Linked DNA regions of Homo sapiens: region 2 is linked to region 1. A link is a loop called in an ENCODE intact Hi-C map of the cell type or tissue named here. Cell type or tissue: Caco-2. All regions are shown on one strand. Each heading gives the region's core, and the rest is flanking DNA. Links, peaks and the distances in the headings are about the cores only.

Region 1 (10,500 bases), core at 4,058-6,557:
AATCACCTGAACCTGGGAAGCGGAGGTTGCAGTGAGCCAAGATGGCGCCACTGCACTCCAGCCTGGGCAACAGAGCAAGACTCCATCTCAAGAAAAAAAAAAGTCACTGAATAATAGGAGTATCAAATCCCATTTATGCTTTCCTTTAAAAAAATCCAGAATATGTGGGAAATGAGATATGAGTGGGGATACAAAGTTTTCTGGGTTAAATATTTTGCAACAAGTATATACTTACATATTACTTGCAATTTAAAAACTGTATTTTTTAATAGCAAAAGCAGAAAGGGGCTTAGAAAGGGAATGTGAGGGCCCTCAGGAGTGGAAAACAGGGGACTTCCCATGACGAAACTAGCTTCTGTTCCTAATACGGCCCTTCCTCTACCCATTGCTACAGATCATCAGATCGTGGGACTATCTCCTATGGCTACATGGAAAAGAAAGGTGAGGTCTCCTGTCCCTATTCATCTCCAAAGACCCCCAAAGTAAACCCTCAGTTACCCGGATGCTCTCAGAGGTCGATAAAAACATTCAAACATCCAACTGGCATGGAAAAGTGGAAGAGGAAAATCAAAACGAGAGAAAATTCCCAGATTCTCCAATTAGACAGTTTGGACACCTGAGCTCAGGAATGACTACAATAAGTTCTCCTTTGGAGGTCTCAACATCATGATGCAAACTTAACCCCAACCCTAGGCTAAAAATAAAACTTCCCAAGGGCCAGGTGCAGTGGTTCATGCCTGGAATCCCAACACTTTAAGAGACTGATGCAGGAAGATTGCTTGAAGCCAGGAGTTCGAGACCAGCCTCGGCAAAAAAGCAAGACCCCCATATCTACAAAAAATATGCCTGCTGTCCTAGCTACTTGGGAGACTGAACCAGGAGGATCTCTTGAGCCTAGAAGCTCAAGACTGCAGCATGCCATGATTCTTCCACCGCACTCCAATGTGGGCAACAGAGTGAGCCCCTGTTCCTAAAAAGTAAAGTAAGATAAAAATAAAATAGGAACTTCCTACCAAGTTACCTATATTTTCTTTTTTGATCTTAAGGCCATTTTACATATGAAAATCTTGAGCTCCAGAGATGTGAAATAACCTGCTCAAGTTACTTGCAGTAAGACAGAGGCAGAACCTACCTTCAGAATCCTCATCAGTTTTTTTCTTTCATCCGTTATGATTATCCATTATCATTATGCCATATTGTCCTTTTTTTTTTTTTTTGAGATAGGGCACAATCACAGCTCTCTGCAGCCTCAACCTCTGGGGCTCAAGTGATCCTCCTGCCTCAGCCTCCCGAGTAGCTGGGACTACAGGTGCACACCACTATGCCAGGCTAATTTTTTAAAAATTTTTTTATAGTTTTTTTTTTGTAGAGACAGGGTTTCACTATGTTGCCCAGGCTCTATTTTAAATCTAACATTTGCTTTTGTCCCCTTTAATCTTGACCCCAACCCCAGTCCTAACCCATAGTGGGCTCATGTGCTTCTGGCCCCAACCCAGTGAAAATGGCTTGTTTTGCTTTCTGCACCTCCTTGCTCCTTCCTCCCATCTTATCACTCAGAAATCTCCCATGCTTCCTTCTTGAAAGGAGCAATCCTAGGCAGGCAGGAAGGACTAGATTTGGTCCCAGCCTGAAATGTCTCAGAGACTGCATGGCTCTTTTCTGCATCATTGTAGAAATGATCCTTACCAGGAGGACTTTGGAGTTCACGTCAAGCAGGCCATTGACTCTCTCCCACTGGATTCTTTGCAAAAGCAGCCTCTTGACCATAGAGGAGGACAACAGGTTATCCGTGCCCATGATCCAAGAGCTTGAGATCCTGAGATGAAGACTTCAGGAGAGATCAGGACAGATAATTTGTGGTGGGCAGGAATCAGTAAACTGGGACAACAGCAGCAGCTGAGTCCAAGGGTCAGTGTCTGGGAGTAATTTAGGAAAGTTTGGTGCTGACAGCTGTGTCTGGGACTTGAACGTCATGGCCAAACCAGCTCCTGGGCTCCTCAGCTGCTTCAGACTAATGAACCTCTGGCCCAGGACACAAGAAGCAGCTGTGGTGTGGCTGAAGTCAGGACCCCCGGAGGCCCAGACTCAGCCTTGCTGCTTCCTTAACAGTGTGACCTTAGATAAGTCACTTAGGAAAAGAGGAAAGGAAACTAGCATTTAGCGAGTGCAGTGCCCTTTCACAGCTGCCATCATACAGTGAGGAGGGGAATGTCCCTATTTCACATGAGAAGTCCTGAAGGTAAACGTGTCATTCAAGGCTCTATAGCTGGGGAGTAAGAAGACAGAATTAGAACCCAGAGCTTCTGAATTCAAATCCCGGGCTGTTGGCCCTGAGCTTTAGCTTCTCGGTCTGTAAAATGGTGTTACACTCACCTGGCACATGAAGTCGCACACTGAAGGTTCTAAAACCCCTCCATTCTTTCTCCCAACCGTGGTCCTGAAGAGCTGTGGCACCTTCTTCCTGGGAACGTAGTCATCGTATTTTGCCCTCCCCACAACAGGTTTGTGGGGTCTAGGCCCCAGGAGGTGTCTGAAGGGAAGGTATTTGGACTTTGCTTTCCCCTCTACCCCACTCCCCAGACCTTCTCCCGACTCCAGAGGGCTGGCTCCCGCTTCTCCTCCCTGGTTTTGGCTGGCGGACTGACATCAGCTGGTATTCCTAGGGATAGGATAAGGAACCCTGAGCTGCATGGCTCAGCTCCAGGCGCCCCTTCCCCCACAACCCAGGACAGCCCCTTAGAAGCAGCGGCGTCGAGAGGCCGCTGGAGCTCCCAGCCCCCTCCCTCTTCTCCACGTCTGGGAGAGCAGCTTGCCGACCCCTCCAGACCCGAAAGAGAGAGGGGGCGACTCGAATTCGGGGAGCGATCCTGGGAGACCCTGGAGAGTCCTGGGCGCCACGCAGCCGAGCCCCCGAAATAGATCCCGGTTCCGGGGTTCCGGGAGCTGTCCAGCCTCGCGGGGTGAGCTACGAGAGGGTGGGCCAACGCCGGCGAGGCGGAGGGAGCCGCGGGCGCCAGGCGCGGGTGAGGCAGCGACTCCCCCTCCAGCCGCGGGCCCCGAGCGTCGCCCCCGCCCCCCACGTGGCCGCCGCCGTCCCAGCCCCTCCGAGGAAGCGGCGCGGCTTCCTGCAGCTTGGGCTGGGGATATAGGCGCCCCCACACCCGGGCCCGGCTCAGCGCCGCCGCCGCTCCTCGCCTCCTTGCTGCACGATGGCCTCGCTCCGGGTGGAGCGCGCCGGCGGCCCGCGTCTCCCTAGGACCCGAGTCGGGCGGCCGGCAGCGCTCCGCCTCCTCCTCCTGCTGGGCGGTGAGCGCGGCGCCCCGAGGCCCGGGCGGGAGGCGCGAGAGGCCCCGGAGGGGAGAGGGGAGAGGGGAGAGGGGCTGGATGGCCGAGGCCGGAACGGGCCCTGGGGTGCGGGTTAGGACCGACGTACCTAGCAGCACTGGCCCTCGGACGGTCCCTGACCCCACCTCGGGGCGGGCGCAGCATGAGCTGCTTCCCACCCAGGGAAAGCTGGGGTGCTGGCCCCGGCCCCTCGAAGAGGGCTTAGGAGGACGGAAGCTGGCCAGAGATGAGGGGGCTTTGGGCCTGGGTGTGAGTGACAAGGAGCTGGTGCCAGCCCCTCCCTCCCCGGCACTGAGGCGTCCGTGGGGGCTAGATTATTCCTCCTTTTCTTCCAAGGTAGCCTATTTTCGGAGGGTCTCAGTCCCCCAACCCCCCTCGCAGGCTCCACTGCCGGGGTCCCCGCTATGTTACCCTCCTCTCCCGTTTCTTCCCACAGCTGTCCTGAATCCCCACGAGGCCCTGGCTCAGCCTCTTCCCACCACAGGCACACCAGGGTCAGAAGGTGGGTACCCAGGGTGTGGAAGGGTGGCCGAGGGTAAGGACGAGAGCAAGTTCAGTGGGGAGGGTTCCTTTCCCACGAGGCCTGCCCAACCCCAGCTGATGCCCCACTACACTCCCCTCTGTTCTTTCTTGGGGTTCCTCGTGGTCTTTCTCCCTGTCCTCCTACAAAGCCCCTGCACGGCTCTGAGCTGCCCACCTCACAAGTGGGCGAGAAGACCCCAGGAAAAGGTGTACGTGGAAGTTCTTATCAGGCTGGGATGGAAAGTGCTTAGCACATGGAAGTCATTATAGGATTCCTGAGCTGGGACTCTGTCCTCAGCCAGAATGTTTTGCTAGGGAAACTTTCTGAAGGGTTCCCACGTTTGAAGACAGGCAGTTCACCTTGCAAGCACCTGGGCAGGAGGGTTTGTAGGGAGGGGTAGGGGTGTGGTCATTGTGTAGCATCTGTACCTACAGGGGGGACGGTGAAGAACTATGAGACAGCTGTCCAATTTTGCTGGAATCATTATAAGGATCAAATGGATCCTATCGAAAAGGATTGGTGCGACTGGGCCATGATTAGCAGGTAGGGGCAGTGATGGAGGGTGGCTCAGGCCAGGGGGTGGACCTGCTCATTGCAGGTAGACCCTGAGTGAGAGTGGGGCACTCTTCTCCCTGGGTCCACCCCCTCTCTCACTCAAGTCCTCTTCTGCCCCTAGGCCTTATAGCACCCTGCGAGATTGCCTGGAGCACTTTGCAGAGTTGTTTGACCTGGGCTTCCCCAATCCCTTGGCAGAGAGGATCATCTTTGAGACTCACCAGATCCACTTTGCCAACTGCTCCCTGGTGCAGCCCACCTTCTCTGACCCCCCAGAGGATGTACTCCTGGCCATGATCATAGCCCCCATCTGCCTCATCCCCTTCCTCATCACTCTTGTAGTATGGAGGAGTAAAGACAGTGAGGCCCAGGCCTAGGGGGCCACGAGCTTCTCAACAACCATGTTACTCCACTTCCCCACCCCCACCAGGCCTCCCTCCTCCCCTCCTACTCCCTTTTCTCACTCTCATCCCCACCACAGATCCCTGGATTGCTGGGAATGGAAGCCAGGTGGGGTCATGGCACAAGTTCTGTAATCTTCAAAATAAAACTTTTTTTTTGTACAATGTCCTTCTCCCCATTTCAGTGGAACCTGTGTCCTTCCCTGCCACTGCCACAGGCCCTCAGCCCTGGGTAGTAGAACTGGAAAAATCTGGATGGCCCATTGTTCTGTTCATTTCACCTGCCCCCCTGCTCCCTGCCTCCATGAAGGTCACACCCCTATATTCTTTCCTCCCAGGCGGGCCTTTCCTGCCTATATCCAAACTCGGCTCCAGGAAACAAGCAGGAAGAGACTCCCTTCCGGTCTGGACAGCAGCTGGGGGCCTGCAACTGGGGAGGTGTGGGGGAAGGGGCAAGGGAGGAATCTCTGCTTGTGACTCCTGCAAGAGGAGCAGGAGGCTGCCCAGGAGCCCTGACTATTCCTCTTCTTCATGCTTCAGTTTACTCACAGGGCCTGGGAAGAGGAACCCTGACTGAGCAACAGGAATCCATTCCTAAGGCCCTCACAATTGAGGGAGAAAGCAGTGGGGGCTTCCTTTACTAGGTTCACCACCCCTCTCCATGTCCCTTGCCCTCATCCTACATTGTCCTGGACTGGGTGTGGCCTGCAGCCTAGCAACACACTGCCCCCTGGTGTCCACTAAAGCCAGCAACCAGAAGACGTATCTGATCTGGAAGAAGCTCAAGGCTGAGGAGCACTGGACCCTGGGGTCAGAAAACTGCCATCTCTACAGCAATCACTAGTTCCTTGTTTGTTTGTTTGTTTGTTTGTTTGTTGAAACAAGGTCTCATTCTGTCACCCAGGCTGGAGTTCAGTGGCACAAACATGGCTCACTGCAGCCTCGACCTCCTGGGCTCAAGGATCCTCCCATCTCAGACTTCCAAGTAGCTGGGACCACAGGCGTGAGCCACCATGCCCAGCTAATTTTTTTTTTTTTTTTTTTTTTTTGAGATGGAGTCTTGCTCCGTCACCCAGGCTGGAGGGCAGTGGCATGCTCTCGGCTAACTGCAAACTCTGCCTCCTGGTTCATGCCATTCTCCTGCCTCAGCCTCCAGAGTAGTTGGGACTACAGGTGCTCGCCACCACGCCCGGCTAATTTTTTGTATTTTTGGTAGAGACAGGGTTTCACTGTGTTATCCAGGATGATCTCGATCTCCTGACCTCATGATCCACCCACCTCGGCCTCCCAAAGTGCTGGGATTACAGGCACGAGCCACCACACCCGGCCTAATTTTTTTTTTAAGTTTTTTTATACAGATGGGGTCTCACCGTGTTGCCCAGGCTAGTCTTGAACTCCTGGCCTCAAGTGCTCCTCCCCAGTCAGTCTCCCAAAGTGCTGGGATTACAAGCATGAGCCTGCTGTGCCTGCACAACCACTAGTTCTTAGCTGGACCCCGCTATCAGCTTCCTGAGACAAACAACACTCTCTTCAGATACCTTCCTACTTTCTAGGATCATACCCAGCCCCTCTCTACAAGTCACCATTGCTGTATATGAACACACCTATATGTTCCCTGGATAGTGAGGCCCATTTCTTACCAGGTAACCTACACCTTCAACTCTCCATCAGACACAACTGCCAGGTCTCCAAAAATATCTCCAAAACAACTTTATTCTCCATGGATACATCTGTTTACTCCTTGTGGCACCCCGAGCCTCTTTAGGGACTTTCCTTCTTGTTGAAATATCTGCCTTCTTGAGTACATGCATGTCCATTTCTTGGGGTATCCTGCCTTTTCCATATATGCTTGTATGATTCCTGGAACATGCCTATTCATTCTCTGAGACACACATCTCTCAGGGTGCATCTGTTTTTCTAGGCACACATATGTTCCCTAAAAATATTTTGAGTTTTCTGACCGGGCGCGGTGGCTGACACCTGTAATCCCAGCACTTTGGGATGCCAAGGCTGGTGGATCACCTGAAGTCAGGAATTCGAGACCAGCCTAACCAATATGGTGAAACCCGTCTCTATTAAAAATACAAAAATTAGCCAGGCGTTGGGGTGTGTGTTTGTAGTCCCACTACTTAGGAGGCTGAGATAGGAGAATTGCTTGAACCTGGGAGGCAGAGGTTGCAGTGGGCCAAAGATCGCTCCATTGCACTCCAGCCTGGGTGACAGAGCGAGATTCTGTCTCAAAAAAAAGTATATATATTTTGAGTTTTCACCTGAAATACAGGTTTCCTTAATTTCCATGAATGCATCTGTCTTCCCTAAAGGTATATCTACTCCCTTTGTAGCATGTATTTGCCTTCATGCATTTTATTAATATACATCAAGGACCTGCTGGTATAAAACACTGTGTGTGCCGGGCACAGTGGCTCACGCACTCCCAGCACTTTGGGAGTGTAATCCCAGCACTTTGAGAGGCTGAGGCGGGTAGATCACAAGATCAGGAGTTCAAGACCAGCCTGACCAAGACAGTGAAACCCCATCTCTACTAAAAATACAAAACTTAGCCAGTTGCAGTGACAGGCGCCTGTAATCCCAGCTACTCGGGAGGCTGAGGCAGGAGAATTGCTTGAACCTGGGTGGCAGACGTTGTGGTGAGCCAAGATCACGCCACTGCACTCCAGCCTGGGTGACAGAGTGAGACTCCATCTCAAAAACAAAACAAAACAAAACAAAAAAGACACTGTGTGGTGTATTATGTTGGAAAGATAGGTTAGATAGAGTCTGGTTTTCTGCCCTCAGTGGCTTTCATCTAGTGAGAAAGTTGACGTGTACAAATTAACAAACCAAAACAAAAGTGTAATGAGAATCATGCTAGGGATACAAACCAAATGTTATCTGAGTGTGAGGGAAAAAGGGATCACATCTGGCTGAGAAGATCACAAGGGGTGTGATCACAGGAGGGTGACTGCAGAGTTGGTAGATGACTAGGCCATAGCTGGAGTACGTTCTTCTAGGGGAGAGAGTAGAAAGGGAGGTGAATTAGGAAATTATTGCAATAATCCAGACCTGAGAAAATGAGGACATGGGGCAAAGGAGTGTTGAATGGGGTAATGGAAAATAATTATAAAGTAGAGGATAGGATTAAAAACGGGAGGAAGAGGCCAGATGTGGTGGCTCATACCTGTAATCCCAGCGCTTTGGGAGACTGAGGTGGGAGGATCACCTGAGGCCAGGAGTTCAAGACTAGTCAGGGTAGCATAGTGAGACCATGTCTCTACAAAAAAAAAAAAAAAACACAGGCAGGGCGAGGTGGCTCATGCCTGTAATCCCAGCACTTTGGAAGGTTGAGGTGGGTGGATCACTTGAGGTCAGGAATTTGAGACCAACATGGCGAAACACCATCTCTTTTTTTTTTTTTTTTTTTGAGACACAGCATTGCTCTGTCGCTCAGGCCAAAGTACAGTGGTGCAATTTTGGCTCACTGCAACCTCTGCCTCCCTGGTTCAAGCGATTCCTGTGACTCAGCCTCCCAAGTAGCTAGCACTACAGGCATGTGCCACCATGCCCAGCTAACTGTTATATTTGGAGTAGAGACGGGAGATTTCACCATGTTGAGTTGACCAGGCTGGTCTCGAACTCCTGAGCTTAGGTGATCCACCTGCCTCGGCCTCTCAAAATGCTGGGATTACAGGCGTGTGCCACTGCGCCCAGCCCGAAACTCCATCTCTACTGAAAATACAAAATTAGGCCAGATGCGGTGGCTCACGCCTGTAGTCCCAGTACTTCGGGAGGCTGAGATGGGCAGATCACCTAAGCTCAGGGGTTCGAGAACAGCCTGGCCAACATAGTGAAACCCTATCTCTACTAAAAATACAAAAACTAGCTGGGCGTTGTGGTGCATGCCTGTAATCTCAGCTACTCCGGAGGCTAAGGCAGGAGAATCGCTTGAACCTGGGAGGCAGAGGCTGCAGTGAGCTGAGAACGCAACATTACACTCCAGCCTGGGCAACAGAGCGAAACTCTGTCTCAAAAAAAAAAAAAAAAAAAAAAAAAGCTGGCACAGTGGCTCACGCCTGTAATCCCAGCACTACTTTGGGAGGCCAAGGTGGGTGGATCCACGAGGTAAGGGGATTGAGACCATCCTGGCTAACACAGTGAAACCCCATCTGTACTAAAAATACAAAAAATTAGCCGGGTGTGGTGGCACGCGCCTGTAGTCCCAGCTACTCAGGAGACTGAGGCAGGAGAATCGCTTGAACCCAGGAGGCAGAGGTTGCAGTTGCGCCACTGCACTCCAACCTGGCGACAGAGTGAGACCCCGTCTAAAAAAAAAAAAAAAAGCTGGGTATGGTGGCATGCACCTGTAGTCACAGCTACTCAGGAGGCTGAGGCAGGAGAATCACTTGAACCTGGGAGGCGGAGGTTGCAATGAGCCAAGATCGTGCCACTGCACTCCAGCCTGGGCAACAGAGTGAGACTCTGTCTCAAAAACAAACAAACAAACAAACAAACAAATAAGAACTCAGCTGGATGTAGTGGCACATGTCTGTAGTTCCAGCTACTTGGGAGGCTGAGTGGGGAGGATCAGGGATTCAAGGTTATGGTGAGGTATGATTGGGCCACTGCACTCCACCACTGGCAACCCTGTCTCTAAAAAAAATAAAAAAAATACCAACAGACCCTTGATGTATATTCATGAAATGCATGAAGGCAAATACATGCCATGAAGGGAGTAGATATATCTTTAGGGAAAACAGATGCATTCATGGAAATAAAGCAAACCTTTATTTCAGGTGAAAACTCAAAATATCTTTAGGGCATATTGTCCACTTCCCCATTCAACACTCCTTTGCTCCATGTCCTCATTTTCTCAAGCCTAGATTATTGCAATAATTTCCTAATTCACCTCCCTTTCTACTCTCTCCCCTAGGGAGGAAATTAGCAGGACTTGGATAAAACAGGAGGGAGAGGCCAGGGCTGAGGGAGAGGAGAGGTTAGGGGTGACTCAGGCTTTGGACTTGAGTTACTAGGACAATTATGGCAGTAATAATAGAAAAGAGCCATTGAGGAGGAAGAACTGTCCTGAAGAAAAGAATGTACAATTATAAGGTAACAGTGGAACAAGCTGTTATGTTCCACAGAGAGTTAGAAATGGGGGGATGGGAGTGGAAAGAGGTTGGGTCTGGAAATATAGGTGTGGGAGTCTCCTGCACGGAAGTGCGCCGTAACGCCATTAGATAGATGAGAACTCTAAGACAGAATGGTTCATTGAAAAGAGGAAGGCTGGCCGGGAGCAGTGGCTCGTGCCTGTAATCTCAGCACTTTGGGAAGCCAAGGCGTGCGCAGATTACCTGAGGTCAGGAGTTCAAGACCAGCCTGGCCAACATGATGAAACCCTGTCTCTACCACAAATACAAAAATTAGCCAGGCATGTTGGTGTGCGCCTATAATCCCAGTTTCTAGAGAGGCTGAGGCAGGAGAATTGCTTGAACCTGGGAGGCAGAGGTTGCAGTGAGCCAAGATCATGCCACTGCACTCCAGCCTGGGCAACAGAGCGAGACTTGGTCTCAAAAAAAAAAAAAAGAAAAAGAAAAGAAAAGAAGAAGGCTGAGTTACACTCTTAGGAAACATCACACTTAAAGAATGAGAAAAGGGCTGGGTGCAGTGGTTTATGCCTAT
Region 2 (8,230 bases), core at 832-3,331, 140 kb before region 1:
TACAGGTGCCCGCCACTGCGCCTGGCTAATTTTTTTGTATTTTTAGTAGAGACGGGGTTTCACCGTGTTAGCCAGGATGGTCTCGATCTCCTGACCTCATGATCCACCTGCCTCGGCCTCCCAAAGTGCTGGGATTACAGGTGTGAGCCACCGCACCCGGCTGGTAGATACTAATTTTTAAAATACAATAACAAGGCCGGGTGCGGCGGTTCACGCCTGTAATCCCAGCACTTTGGGAGGCCAAGGCAGGCGGATCACCTGAGGTTAGGAGACCAGCCTGGCCAATATGGTGAAACCCCATCTCTACTAAAAATACAAAAAGTTAGCTGGGCATGGTGGTGCATGCCTGTAATCCCAGCTACTCAGGAGGCTGAGGCAGGAGAATCGCTTGAACCTGGGAGGCGAAGGTTGCAGTGAGCCGAGATTGCGCCACTGCACTCCAGCCTGGGTGGCAGAGCAAGACTCCGTCTCAAAAAAAGAAATAAAAGTAAAACAATAAGGCCGGGTGTGGTGGCTCACGCCTGTAATCCCAGCACTTTGGGAGGCTGAGATGGGCGTATCACAAGGTCAGGAGATCGAGACCATCCTGGCTAACATGGTGAAACCCTTTCTCTACTAAAAATACAAAAAAAAAAACAAATGAGCCAGACATGGTGGCAGGCGCCTGTAGTCCTAGCTACTCGGGAGGCTGAGGCAGGAGAATGGCGTGAACCCAGAAGGCGGAGCTTGCAGTGAGCCAAGATCGCGCCACTGCACTCCAACCTGGGCAACAGAGTGAGACTTTTGTCTCAAAAAAATAATAAAAATAACAATAAAAGTACAAATAAAAACCAATACAGTATAACAATGATTTACAAGCATTTACCTTGTATTAGGTACTACAAGTAATCTAGAGATGATTTAAAGTACTGTACAGGAGGATGTGCATAGGTTATGTGTAAATTCTACACCATCTTATATATTTTCTTCTTTCTGTTTTTTTTTTTTTTTTGAGACAGTCTCACTCTGTTGCCCAGTGCAGTGCAGTGGTACCATCTCGGCTCGCTGCAACCTCTTCCTCCCAGGTTCAAGCAATTCTTGTGCCTCAGCCTCCCTAGCAGCTGGGATACACACATGCGCCGCCATGCCCAGCTAATTTTTGTATTTTTTGTAGATATGGGGTTTCTCTATGTTGGCCAGGCTGGTCTCGAACTCTTGACTTCAAGTGATCTGCCCACCTTGGCCTCCCAAAGTGCTGGGATAACAAGCATGAGCCATGGCCATATTTTATTTTTTCTAAACCATTTTATTTAATTAAGGATCTGCAGATTTTGGCATCCTTGGGTGTCCTGGAACCAATACCCTGTGGGTACCAAGAGACAACTGTACTTGCTCACTATTGGCCTAGGAATGTACTTTTCCTTCTATGAACCTGTTTATCTTTCATGGTTATCCCCCCTTTGCCAGGTAAGTATGAACCTGTTTATCTTTCATAAAGCTCTACATGTGAACAGAGAACAATATACAGGCCAGGCCCCTATGAACAGAGGGGACCCTTTCAGGACTGATGGGCAGAGAACAGGCCATCAGAAGCTAGGCCCTAGGCTACTGAGGGGTAGCAGAGAGGCCACGAGCCTGTTATCATCACAGCCAAGACAACCAGCCTGTCACTATCAGTTGCCAGTGTCTTCAGGGGGCTGACTCAGGGAGAGCCAGCCTGGTTGGTGTGAACCAGCTGCCTGTTCTCCCAAAAGGAAGGAAGATGACTTCAGTGAAAACCAGTGTGCACCTGGTCCCTTCTCAGCTCCTCCTCCTACTTCTGTACCACTAGGTTCCTTGCCTCAGTCCTCCTTTCCTTCCCCTGCCCTTGAAGACCAACCTTGCATTAGTTGCTCCAGGCATCTGCACGAGTGCTGGTGCTGAGTAGGGGATCACAAGCTGGCACAAGTAGCGAGGCTGCTGTATGTGAGTGGCCAGCTGGCCCACCTCCAGGCCATAAGCAACCCCCAGGCCCTCTTTTGGAGGATCCAGTTAAGTAGCACGTAAAGCCCTGAGCAGGAGAAAACACCAGGTAGTCCAGAATAAAAGTTATGTCTGGTTAGTACTACAGCCACCAACCCAGAGGGGTGAATACATGCCCTGGGGGGAAAAATGGAGCTGCAAAGACACCTCCTTTTCCTGATGGCTAAGTATCAGGCATTCTAAGCACAGACAAAGCCTTCGGTGCTAACTTCAGAACCAGATCCCTCCCCCAAGGCTATTTCCAGATCACCCATCACCCCAAACCAGGGCAGCCCCTCCCTGTTCTTGGCCAGCCTGCAAACCCCAAAGTGTGTCAACTAGAGGGCAGCTCAGAGGCCAGGTGGAAAGGGAGGGAGGCCTCTGGGAATCAGGACAGCAGGTGGTGCTGGTAGTGAAAAGTCCCTGTGGTTTGAGAGACTGTAAGCCACAGAAGAGACTGTCCCCGCTGAGAGACAAGGACTGCTGCAGAAACAGAAAGCCTGGAGGCTGGCCAGTGCTCAAGCCTGGAATAGGAACTTCTCTGCAACTAAATAAAAGAAAATTAGCTGTTTAAAGCTAATGTTCCTAGACTTCAGTGTGATGTGACCCCAGGGACCCTCAAACATGCATGACACGGACATCTATATCAGGAAGCTCATAGGCAAAAATAGAGCTGTGTAAACGAATCTGAAACTTAGAAGCTGTAACTTTGGAAAGTGAGACGTGAAGAGGTGGCGAGCACACACGGTGGGTGGGGAGCACGTGGCGAGCAGAGACACTGGACAAAGAGTTGGTGGGTCAGTCCATTAAGCCTTATCCTGGTCTCTACCAGTTGCAAACATTCTAGATCTCCCTAGTAAATGGGCTCCTCAGTGGAGAGTCCATTGAAATCCAACATGTAACCCACCCCCAAGTAATGCCCACCTCCAGCACTTGCTCCCTTTCCATTCCTTCTCAGGTATCTCAAGCAGGGAAGGGGCTGCCCTAGGAAAGTAACAGAAATATTTGAAATTGACATTCTGAACTACTAATACATCACTTATAAGATTTACTTAAATTTGGCCAGGTGCGGTGGCTCACATCTGTAATCCCAGCACTTTGAGAGGCTGAGGCGGGTGAATCACTTGAGGTCAGGAGTTCGAGACCAGCCTGACCAACATGGTGAAACCCTGTCTCTATGAACAATACAAAAATTAGCCAGGTGTGCTGGCAGGCCTGTAATCCCAGCTACTCAGGAGGCTGAGGCAGGAGGATTGCTTGAACCCAGGAGGCAGAGGTTGCAGTGAGCTGAGATTGTGTCACTGCACTCCAGCCTGGGTGACAGAGCGAGACTCCACCTCAAAAAAAAAAAAAAAAAAGTTTTAAAATTAGCCAGGCATGGTGGTGCATACCTGTGGTCCCTGCTACTCCACAAGCTGAGGTGGGAGGATCGCTTGACCCGGGAGGTCAAGGACAGTGAGCTGTGATCACGCTACTGTTCTCCGGCCTGGGCAAGAGAGTGAGACCCCGGCCACTCCAAAAAAAAAAAAGAAACATTCCATGATGGGGACAAAAAATTAAATAAAATAAGAACAACCCCCCCGCCCCCAGAAATCTTCACATTCCCTTAGTCCTAGGAAAACCAGGACAGTTGGTCACCCTAAATGAAAAACCACCACGGAGAATGATTAGAAAATCGCAAAGCAGTACATATAAATAATCAGGGCTGAATTAAGGCCTGGTAGATATTTGTTCATGAATTAAGCAAGGATTTATTAAAAACGGAGATTGAGTTGCTCAGCACTAAGCTTCACAATGGACCCTACCTAAAGGGGTTCCCACTTTTACTAGAGGGGTGATATAGCATTGTTACCATTTGGATAGTGTTTTACCCTGCATGATGCACCTGCACATGCATTCATTATCTGGGTTTTCTGAGGGAGGTTTTTTTCGTCATTTATCATCATAGGGAAATCGGTTTAGGGAGGGTAAGTAATTTGTCCAACATCACACAGCTGGTACATAAAAGACACACTAGACCTCATGTCCTCTGGCACCAAATCAATACACTCTTTCCTCCACACCCACTAAGAAGTGCTCAGAGGTGATGCAACCTGAATTGCAGTTGTTGGTTTGGAGAGTTTTATTTATTTATTTTTTTGACACAGAGTCTCGCTCTGTCACCCAGGCTGGACTGCAGTGGCGCGATCTCATTTCACTGCAACCTCCGCCTCCCAGGTTCAAGCAATTCTCCTGTCTCAGTCTCCCAAGTAGCTGGGACTACAGGCGCATGCTACCACACCCAGCTAATTTTTGTATTTTCAGTAGAGACAGCGTTTCACCATATTTGTCAGGCTGGTCTTGAACTCCTGACCTCAGGTGATCCACCCGCCTTGGCCTCCCAAAGTGCTGGGATTACAGGCATGAGCCACTGTGCCCGGCCTTTTGTGTTTTATTTTTGAGACAGGGTCTCCCTCTGTTGCCCAGGCTGGAGTATGGGTGGCACAATCATGACTCACTTCAGCCTTGGCTGAAGCTATCTTCCTGCCTCCGCCTGCCAAGTAGCTGGGACCACTGGTGCGTGCCACCATGCCTGGCTAATTTTTAAAATTATTTGTAGAGACAAGGTCTCCCTATGTTGCCCAGGCTGGTCTCAAACTCTTGGCCTCAAGAGATCCTCTTGCCCCAGCTTCCCAAAGCGCTGGCATTACAGGCATAAGCCTCTGGGCCTGGCCTCAGTTGCAGGTTCTTAAGTGAGAAGGGACATGATGAAATCTGTGTTTTAGGGCTGGTGCGGTGGCTTGCACCTGTAATCCCAGCACTTTGGGAGGCTGAGGCAGTGAAATTGCTTGAGCCCAGGAGTTTGAGAATAGCCCGGGCAACACAGCAAAACCCGTCTCTAGAAAATATACAAAAATTAGCAGGGCATGGTGGTGTGCACCTGTGGTCCCAGCTACTTGGGGGGCTGAGGTGGGAGGATCACTTGAGCCCAGGAGGCAGAGGTTGCAGCAAGCCGAGATCACACCATTGTACTCCAGCCTGAGTGACAGAGCAAGACCTTGTTTCAAAAAAAATAAAAATCTGTGTTTTAGGATACTTTGTCTGAAGCTGGCTTAAAATGTAAATCAGCAAATTGGCAGTTTTTTGAATGAAAAAACACTCAGTGGTTTTTGGGGGTGTTGTTGTTGTTGTTTAGAGACAGTCTTGCTCTGTCACTCAGGCTGGAGTACAGTGATACAATCATAGTTCATGGTAACCTTGAACTCCTGTGTTCAAGCAATCCTCCCGCCTCAGTGTGCCAAGTACATGGGACTACAGGTGGTGCCACCATACCTGGCTAATTTTAATTTTTTTTTTTTTTTTTAGAAATGGGGTCTCACTGTATTGCCCAGATTGGTCTCAAACTCCTGGCCTCAAGTGATCCACTTGCTTTGGCCTCACAAATTGCTGGGATTAAGGCATGAGCCACTGCACCTGGCCTTTCTTTTTGTTTTCTATATTTTCCAAATGGTCTATAATTAATATGTATTACTTTTATAATCAGAAACAAGTATATTTTAAGTGTAAATAAGTAGAAGAGTAAACAGGAAAAGAAGCTAGAGGTAAAGTGGCCACAGATGGTAAATGACAATAAGGTAGATATGAAAAACAGAGATGATTATAACAGAACAGAAGGAGAAATCTAACTGCTTGGTGGTGGAGATCAATACATTCTTATTTCAGACAGATTTTTACTCTCTTTCTGAAAACTATGGGAGACATGAGGGTTTAGGGTTATTTCAAAAAACAAGTGGAGGCTGGGTACTCATGCCTGTAATCCCAGCACTTTGGGAGGCCAAGTCGGGAGGATCACTTGAGGCCAGGAGTTTGAGATCAGCCTGGGCAACATAGCGAGACCCTGTCTCCACAAAAATAAGCCAGGGCTGGTGGCAGGTGCCTGTATTCCTCGCTACTCAGGAGGCTGGAGTGAGGAGGATTGCTTGAACCCAGAAGTTCAAGGCTGCAGTGAACTATGATTGTGCCACTGCACTCCAGCCTGGGCAACAGAGGGAGATTCTATCTCAAAAAAAAAAAAAGTGGATATATTTGATTCAAATTTAGAACTACAAAAGAATAGCAAGCAAAGAAACAAGCTCAATATTTTTCATACCATGACCAACAAGAAAACTTAACATTCTAAATGAACTTTCTATAATATATTAGTTAGTGTACAAGTATTATAAAATATACATTCATGATATACAATTGTATACATTAATATGCAATACAAATGGATATAAAGTATCTCAACAAAAGTTTTTTTTTGTTGTTTTTATGTTTGTTTGTTTTGTTTGTTTATTTTTAGGAGACAAGGTCTCACACTGTCACCCAGGCTGGAGTGCAGTGGCATGATCATAGCTCAGTGCAGCCTCAAATTCCTGGACTCAGCCTGTAATCCCAGCACTTTGGGAAGCCGAGGTGGGCAGATCACCTGACTTCAGGAGTTCGAGACCAGCTTGGCCAACATGGTGAAACCCTGTCTCTACTAAAAAGACAAAAATTAGCCAGGCATGGTGGTGGGCATCTGTAATCCCAGCTATTTGGGAGGCTGAGGCAGGAGAATCACTTGAACCCAGGAGGCAGAGGTTGCAGTGAGCCAAGGTCGCTCCATTGCACTCCAGGCTGGGCCACAAGAGTGAGTCTCAAAAAAAAAAAATGCCTGGGCTCAAGTAATCCTCCTGCCTCAGCCTCCCAAGTAGCTAGGACTGCAGGTGCCTGGCACCACACCTGGCCTCAATGAAACTCTTAAAGTGATGAATAAATACTCGAAATGCTAGGGATGGACTGCTGAACATAAATATAATTTTTGCATATAATCATATGCTTTGGTTTGTTTTTTCAAATTCAAAATAAAATGTTGCAAAACATAAGTTGTCCAGCTAGGCACAGTGGCTCACACCTGTAATCCCAGCACTTTCAGAGGCCGAGGCAGTGGGATTGCTTGAGCCCAGGAGTTTGAGAACAGCCTCAGCAACATGGTGAAACCCTGTCTCTACAAAAAATACAAAACTTAGCTGGGTGTGGTGGCACACGCCTGTACCCAGTCACTTGGGGGGCTGAGGTGGGATAATGTCTTATGGGATGGGACAGTGTCTTTATCTCTATTTCCCTGTTATCTACTACAGGCCCTGCACAATGTAGCTGTTCAAAAAACATTTGTTGAACAAATGAAAAAATGATGTCAAGGCCATAACTTTTACTCCTCCTCTTTTCATTAACAAGAAGACATTAAGAGATTTGCCACATAATCAAATAAAAGCACACCCCAGGACAAATTAATGTGTTGACCACATTGGATCAGGAATATTGAGACTTTAATCCTAGACTGTTTTCAGAGAGGAGTTGGAAAATGGGGAAAAAAGATGTAATTTCTCCAACTAGAAATTAACTTATTAAAATTCATGCATAACATAAGCTATTCCAAGATTCCCCCTTTTTTTTTTTTTTTTTTTTTGACACAGGGTCTTGCTTTGTCACCCAGACTGGAGTGCAGTGGCACGATCACGACTCACTGTAGCCTTGACCTTCTGGGCTCAAGCAATTCCCTGCCTTAGCCTTCCAAGTAGCTGGGACTACAGGCATGCACCACCATATCTGGCTAATTTTTTTGGTATTTTTTTGTAGAGACAGGGTTTTGCCATGTTGCCCAGGCTGGTCTCGAACTCCTGAGTTCAAGTGATCTGCCCGTCTCAGCCTCCCAAAGTAGCAGGATTACAGGTGTGAGCCACCAGGCCTGGCCTATTCCAAGATCCTTACACCAAATAGCTTATAGTATCAGAAACCAAATGGCTTGATGTAGCTGAATTTCTGATACTTGATACTTTGGAAATTTTCCCAATGGACACATTATACAAGATGCCATTAGCACCTGAATGGAAACAAACTGGTGACTACAAGTATTCTACATCCTGCCAGATCAAATAATAGTCATGAGTCATAACTGGATCTGCAGACAGCTGCGTAAAACAGATTATCAGTGGAAGGTATGGCAGTTCCAAGGCCTGACCTGCAAAGTCAGTCGGGAAAAGGGTGCGGTCAGAACCAGCACAGCTGGAAGGTCACCCACAGAATAAAAGTTGCCAACTGGATGTGTTCCTCTAAGACAACTTTGCAATGACACAGAAGCACAGCCATGGTCAAGAGATGGCCAGAAGGAGGTGGTGAGGAGCTGAGAGAGGTCCTTGGTGATCCTCAACCTACAACTGGGCTAATGAGGCAAACACTGGACCAA

What was found. Peaks named below come from ENCODE experiments on the same cell type or tissue, not always from the same donor. Only the 100,000 strongest peaks of a DNase experiment are listed, where the experiment ranks them.
Region 2: it touches region 1 in a loop (16-fold over the local background); 6 of 110 quality-filtered maps call a loop at or near these places.

The regions. Positions count from the first base shown.
Region 1 is chr17:42,758,053-42,768,552 of GRCh38, forward strand. RAMP2 (receptor activity modifying protein 2) reads left to right here and starts at 3,175. Exons shown (of 4, transcript NM_005854.3): 1 at 3,175-3,306; 2 at 3,782-3,847; 3 at 4,303-4,411; 4 at 4,545-4,989. The coding sequence starts at 3,210. The coding sequence ends at 4,800. RAMP2-AS1 (RAMP2 antisense RNA 1) reads right to left here and starts at 3,205. Exons shown (of 6, transcript NR_024462.1): 1 at 2,828-3,205; 2 at 2,583-2,659; 3 at 2,374-2,461; 4 at 1,687-1,828. RefSeq lists a silencer at 3,289-3,378. In Caco-2, for the core only: a CTCF peak has its summit at 5,548 (motif pointing left); DNase peaks (open chromatin) are centred at 5,243 and 5,539.
Region 2 is chr17:42,616,361-42,624,590 of GRCh38, forward strand. No RefSeq gene overlaps it. Among named protein-coding and RNA genes, the nearest start is that of TUBG1, 11 kb to the left of the region's middle. RefSeq lists an enhancer at 2,540-2,679. In Caco-2, for the core only: a CTCF peak has its summit at 2,352 (motif pointing right); a DNase peak (open chromatin) is centred at 2,371.